Regions from separate parts of the Homo sapiens genome. Here region 2 is linked to region 1. Evidence: chromatin contacts called from ENCODE Hi-C or POLR2A ChIA-PET data. All regions are on one chromosome and are shown on one strand. Each heading gives the region's core, a stretch centred on a gene start or an enhancer-like site at or near the end of the contact. The rest is flanking DNA. Distances are from core to core; before and after follow the strand shown. Region 1 has its middle 15 kb from the start of IL1R1. Region 2 overlaps IL18R1 (interleukin 18 receptor 1).

Region 1 (3,226 bases), core at 193-2,692:
GAGTTGTCAGATGCTTGAGCTATACACAGAGAAGTCTTTAATGCAGCAGCTGCAAATGCAGGCTGAAACAGCTTGTGCCTCGCTGGAGAGCCAAATAACATGAGTGGCATTGCTGTTGGGGATGTGGTTTTCTTCCTCCCATGGTGAAAGATCTTTTATAAACTTACAGAAGAAAATCAAGTTTAACTTGTCCTCAATTGACATGGTAGCTGCTTTTCTGGAAAATTTATACGTATTAAAACTGTGCGAAAAATACTTTGTGTTTATATGACAAACAGAGCTAGGCTTCAGACTCAGATTTTTATCTCCATTGAGGTCTGGTGAGATGTTTGAAAGGTTTTTTTTTTTTTTTAAGGATAGAGGACAATTTGTTGTGCTGTGCTGTTCTAGGTGTTGCAAAATGTCTAGTAGCCCCAACTTCTGCCTGGTAGATGCACACCCAACCAAAAATACTCCCGCTTGTATTTAAAACTCACTTAGGTTATAGCTAATTCCCAGGCACTGTCTGTAGAGATTCTGCTCAGGTAGGGCTCTAGAATGTCCAAGAGGCTGCACAGCTAGGCATGGGAACCACGGATTCAAGCCATCCCTCTCTCTGACTCACCAGATCCCTCTGACATATCTTGGGCCAGTGGCTGTCCAGCCTGGGTTTTAAGGAGCTGGGTTTCAGTGAAGAATGTCAGTAGGTTCAGTTCTCTTCCCAGCCCTTTTAATGCAGAGGCCCCCTTGTCAGCCTAGAAGGCTGTTCTAAGCTCCTGTGCAAACCCCTCTTGTGAACCCTTGGGTGTGGCCATCCTGGAGATGGTTGACTGGTGATCCAGATTTCAGCCTCTCCCTTCTCTGCTTTGCCCAGTGTCATGTTCAGGCCCCCGGCTTTGTCAAAAGAGAGAAACACTTTTCCCTGGGTCTCAATCCTTTGAAGTTCCATTGGGTGAGTCAGCTCCCCACTTAGCTTCAGAAGGATCCAGGACAGGTTGTCCTAAAATTAATACCTGCACATTCATGGACAGTGCATGGTGAGAGGAGGCAAAGATGGCAGAGACAACTATAACTGGTTGTGGAAAAGAGTTGAGGGAGAGAAGAGAAAATATTATTAAATGGAAGAGATTGAAAAATACTGAAATCAAGTGCAAGAACCTTTAATGGGCAGAGTTAAATGACACATTTATTCATCCAATAAATATATAAAATGCATCTACCACCTACTAGGCTTCATTCAAGACAATGATAATACGGCAGTGTATAAAACAGACCAAAACCTACCCTCATGAAGCTTACATTCTAGAGGGGGTAGACAGTTAATTAACAAGAACAAGAAGTAATATATATAGTAAGTCAGATGGTGACACATGCTAGGAAACCCCAGTAGGGACTTCAGGTAAGACAGAGATGTGTGTGTGTGACTGTGTGTGTGTGTGTGTGTGTGTGTGTGTGTGTGTGTGTATCCATGCAACATCCAATGATCTGGGATACCTATTTGGCAACAAGAGAGGAAAATCTCTTTGGCAATAGTGATTTGGATGTTAGTAGTGTAGGAGGAATGAGAAAGCCATACTGCAATTATCAGGACAGGAAATGATTCAAGTTTGGATAGAACTTTTTAACAATGAAAAATGAAGAGAAACAAAACCACTTTCACATGGCAATAATTAAATTTCTGAGTTTACGTAAAGAATCTTATGAAACTTCTCATTCCAACCTTTTGTTTCCTTTAAGTTCTTTATTATCTTTGAGTGTTTAGATTTCAATTCTCGACAGTTCTTCACATATTGAATGAGTTTGCTCTCCTATCACACAGAGATCAAGTTATCTATGCATTTTACACTTGGTTACTTTAGACTTGAGTATTTGTGTCGAAATACCCTCCTTTTTAAATGTGGTTTTGGTTGATGCTTTTGGAATGAGGAATTTATCAGCTGTGGTGACTCGTATATACTCTGTTAGCCAGAAATACTAGCTTACTCTTTACCCGAAAACTCCCTATTCCAAAATGACATCACACTATGAGTTTATGCCTAATGAAGCTCCAGTAACATTTGCTTATTTGCATAGTAGAAATACTGTCAGGTACACGAATTTTCAGTAATTTTCTCAATACCTCTATGGTATTACTGAATAGGTATATCATGCTCATTTTATACGTTCAAAGAGGCTGAGTATATAAATACCCAAATATAATGAATGTTTGGCAGGTAATGATCATCTCTATCATTGACTATGTTTAAATACTTTTTATGTATTAACTTATTCTCTCAACAACCCAATAAGCTGGGGACTATTGATAACATTATTTTGCCATCAAGGGAATTGAGGCATAAGAGAAGTTAAGTAACTTGCTTAGTGCCACACAGATAGTATATTGTAGAGCTGGGATACATTTGGGGCAGTTGGGCTCCATTGCCTATGCTAGTAACCATCATTCTGCACTTCCTCTAGTTCTAAAGAGCAAATCTCAAACTCCTACATGTTTTAGGGTGATTTTTAACTTTACACACAATGGCAGTGGTCAGTGGTAGAACAGTAAAAGGCAGCAATGTGAAGGGGGAAAACGATCAGTTTTGGAGAGTGTGTTGGATCCCGGTTCAGTTATTTTACTCATTGGGTAATCTTGGGCAAGTTCCTTAACTTCTCTAGGATGTCTGTTGCTGTCTACAAAACAAGAGTAGTAGCCAGTGTGGTGGCTCACTCCTGTAATCCCATAGTTTTGGGAGGCTGATACAGGAAGATCACTTGAGGCTGAGAGTTTGTGCCCAGCTTGGGCCACATAGCAAGACCCTGTCTCTAAAGAATAAAAAAGTAAACAATAAATAAGCTGGGTGTGGTGGTCCAGGCCTGTAGTCCCAGCTACTTGGGAGGCTGAGGTGAGAGGAATACTTGAGCCCAGGAGATTGAGGCTGCAGTGAGCCAAGATGGTGCTACTGCACTCCAGCCTGGGTGACAGAGTGAGACCTTGTCTCAACAACAAACAAACAAAAGAAATCAACAATGAAACCCCAAAAACCTACAACAACAACAACAACAACAACAACAACAACAACAACAAAACCAAAACAAGAACTCCTTCCCAAAGAAAAGTAGTAAACCATTCATGGTTATAAGCATTAAATGTGATGTCCTATTAAAGTGTCTAAATCATGGTCAGGAACCCGATAGGTGCTTGAAATCTAGAAATTTCATTCCTACATAAGGGCCAATTATTGAGCATAGGTCAGATGACCAGTTAAGA
Region 2 (3,351 bases), core at 22-2,521, 240 kb after region 1:
AGTGAATCTATCATCCTGGGGCCTGGAGGATGGTGGCTTTCTTCTCTTAACTCCACTAGCTGTACTCCAGTGGGGACTCTGTATGGGAGCCCCAACACCACATTTCCCTTCCACACTACCCTAGCAAAGATTCTACATGAGGGTTCCACCCCTGCAGCAAACTTTTGCCTGGACATCCAGCATTTCCATACATCCTCTGAAACCTAGGCGTAGGTTCCCAAACCTCAATTCTTGACTTTTGTGCACCTGCAGCCTCAACACCATGTGGAAGCTGCCAAGGTTTGGGGCTTGCACCCTCTGAAGCCACAGCCTGACCTGGTATCTTGGCCTGTTTTAGCAATGGCTGGAGGGGTAGGATGCAGGGCACCAAATCCCTAGGCTGCACACAGAAAGGGACCCTGGGCCCATCCCAGGAAATCATTTTTTCCTCTTAGGCCTCTGGGCCTGTGATGGGAGGGTCTCTCATGAAGATCTCTGACATACCCTAGAGGCATTTTTCCCCTTGTCTTGGCAATTAACATTTGAGTCCTCATTTCTTATGCAAATTTCTGCAACCAGCTTTAATTCCATGCCCCCCATTCCCACGAACATGGATTTTTCTCTCCTACCACATTCTCAAGCTGTGAATTTTCCAAACTCTTATGCTCTGTCACCTCTTGAATGATTTGCTCTTTAGAAATTTCTTCTTCCAGATAATCGTCTCTCAAGTTCAAAGTTCCATAGATCTCTAGGACAAGGGCAAAATGCAACTAATCTCTTTGCTAAACATAACAAGATTCACTTTTGCTCCAGCTCCCCAAAAGTTCCTCATCTCCATCTGAGACCACCTCAGCCTGGACTTTATTGTCCATAACATTATCAGCATTTTGGTTAAAGCCATTTAACAAGTCTTTAGGAAGTTCCAAACTTTTCCATATTTTCTTATCTTCTTCAAACTGTTCCAACTGTTCCAAACTGCCCTCCAAACTGTTCCAACCTCTGCCTGTATGCAGTTCCAAAGTCACTTCCACATTTTGTGTATCTTTACAGTAGCACCCCACTTCTGGTACCAATTTACTTTATTAGTCCATTCTCACACTGCTAATAAAGGCATACCTGAGACCAGGTAATATATAAAGGAGAAAGATTTAATGGACTCAGTTCTGCAGGGCTGGGGAGGCCTCAGGAAACTTACAAAAGGGGGAAAAGCCCCTTACAAAACCATCAGATCTCATGAGAACTCACTCACTATCATGAGAACAGCATGAGGGTGACTGCCCCCATGATTAAATTCAAGATGAGGTTTGGATGGGGACACAGCCAAACCATATCAGAATACTTCTATCACATCACTTCCTCTTTATGTTGTGGTTAACAATTTTGAGTTAAAACCAGACTGCTGCTTTGAGAAACAAACCCTGACTATAGAGAAGGCATTCTGTCCATGTCCTAAGGGAAATGTTTCGTTCAGTTTAAATACTCTCATTCTCAAAATGTGGTAAAAGTGCACCCGAGAGTCACTGGAGGGTAGATTATGAGAAAGACCCATTAATGCTGAACTTGAAGTACCACAAGTGCCGAAAGAGGGGAACGAGCACCTATCCTGGGTAGATGATGGTCAGATATATTTCCAAAGCCAGAGAATCTGGGTCAATTGAGAAAGAGGGAAAGTGACAGATATGCAAATTTGGATTGATATTATATTAATGAATTCTTGATTATCCACATGGTGACCTACAGTAATAATAAATGTACACACACTGTAAGTTACATAGGCACACTTTTAACCATCCCCACACTTACCAGGGAATGTTAGATAGGCAGGGTGAATGCAAGGTGAGTGAGATTTCTGATGGTGCAGAGGAAGAACGCCAAGGTTGCTAGATTTCTTGTTTTCTTTTCTACTGAGACTCCTCAGCAGGGTATATTTTGAGGTAGGTATGGCAGCACCGTGACTTCTGTGGCTTTCCCTATGAAGAAGTTGTAATGTGTAATATTTTCTTCTAAGAGGTGACACAATTATCAGTCTTCTAGCTATGGTTGGTTAAGTTCTGATACCTTCCTGTTGGGGAGAAACTGTCAGAAGTTGTGTTTTCATCTATGTTCTGAAAGTGCCTTATCCTTTCTAGTGTTGGAAAGATTGACGCAAAAATAAAGAACCCACAGGAAATTGACACCGAGATTTCTCAGGACTTTCTTGCTAACCTTGCTTCTTCACCTAATGCATTAGGAGACCAAAAAAAGTTACCTTGTCATTTTGGTTTTTGTTTTTATTTATTTTACTTTACTAATCTTTTGAAGAATCTTGTACTTCACGTCCCCACATTACTGTGGTTGAAGGGGAACCTTTCTATCTGAAACATTGCTCGTGTTCACTTGCACATGAGATTGAAACAACCACCAAAAGCTGGTACAAAAGCAGTGGATCACAGGAACATGTGGAGCTGAACCCAAGGAGTTCCTCGAGAATTGCTTTGCATGATTGTGTTTTGGAGTTTTGGCCAGTTGAGTTGAATGACACAGGATCTTACTTTTTCCAAATGAAGTGAGTAACCCTTTCTTTTCAAAATGTATTTCACAGCCCTCTTGTCCTTTGTTCAGCAACTCAAATATGCAGTAATCTGAAAGGTCAGATAATCACCACATCCTTTTCTTTCCTACTCTTCCTATGACATGAAATACATTCTTTGTTATGGAACAGAATAAGTTTATCTCTCTCTGCTTATTTTCTTAGTGACCTTAATGAAAGGAGATTACTTTGATAGGATTTCCTTTTAGGGGATCCTTACCAATGACAAGTGACGATTGCATGAAAGTCAGTTTTAAAATTCAGCTGCTCCTGTTGTCTACATGCCCCCAGTCAAATGAAATCAGCAGCTCGGACTTCACGATAATATTAATGTGTTGCGAATGGGGCAGTGTCAGCTTCCTGGGTGGCATCCCTGGTGGGGAGCAGGGATGGGGTTGATGCAGAAACACCCTAGTCCAGTCTGCAGGGGCTCACTGGGAGCCAGGTGGCAGTGCTAGTGGAGGAAGTGTGTGTCTGGCAGCCAATCGCAACCCACAGCTGGCGGCAGTGAGAGAGGGCAACACGGAAGGGCTTTGCATTTTACTCATGAGGTGGCCCTAGATTGTGCCAGAATACTCGAAATTGGGTTGCATAACTTCCATGAAATGAGCACAGCCAACTGAAAGCATCACCCACACTTACCGAACATGTTTCTTTTTAGATGTACCTACCTACATATGTAGGTAGTTTTATAGAGACTTGAGACTGACCTGTAAGAAATAGCTCAGGGCCAGCTGAAGGTGATGGTGTGTAGATTTCATATGTAGCAGATTTCTTTTAGAAGCACTTCTAGAGTGAGTCCT

The links. A loop is a pair of places that touch in the nucleus more often than their neighbours do. ChIA-PET counts read pairs that join two places held with the same protein, here RNA polymerase II (POLR2A). Pooled maps may share reads with other maps.
Region 2: a loop to region 1 is called in a pooled map, with 8 times the contacts of the local background. The contact joins two enhancer-like sites. A Hi-C loop is called at or near these places in 1 of 168 maps with a recorded cell type or tissue (GM12878), 1 of 37 single-sample maps with no recorded cell type and 10 of 50 pooled maps. POLR2A ChIA-PET finds 5 or more read pairs at or near these places in 1 of 52 experiments (activated T-cell).

The regions. Positions count from the first base shown.
Region 1 is chr2:102,126,254-102,129,479 of GRCh38, forward strand. It overlaps a transcript of IL1R1 not described here. Among named protein-coding and RNA genes, the nearest start is that of IL1R1, 15 kb to the right of the region's middle. Within about 2 kb of position 1,443, at least 6 of the 41 ENCODE cell types and tissues checked have a DNase peak (open chromatin) inside an H3K27ac peak, as active enhancers do.
Region 2 is chr2:102,365,545-102,368,895 of GRCh38, forward strand. It overlaps IL18R1 (interleukin 18 receptor 1), which reads left to right. Exons shown (of 11, transcript NM_003855.5): 3 at 2,281-2,524. Among named protein-coding and RNA genes, the nearest start is that of IL18R1, 11 kb to the left of the region's middle. RefSeq lists an enhancer at 2,201-2,250. Within about 2 kb of position 1,272, at least 4 of the 41 ENCODE cell types and tissues checked have a DNase peak (open chromatin) inside an H3K27ac peak, as active enhancers do.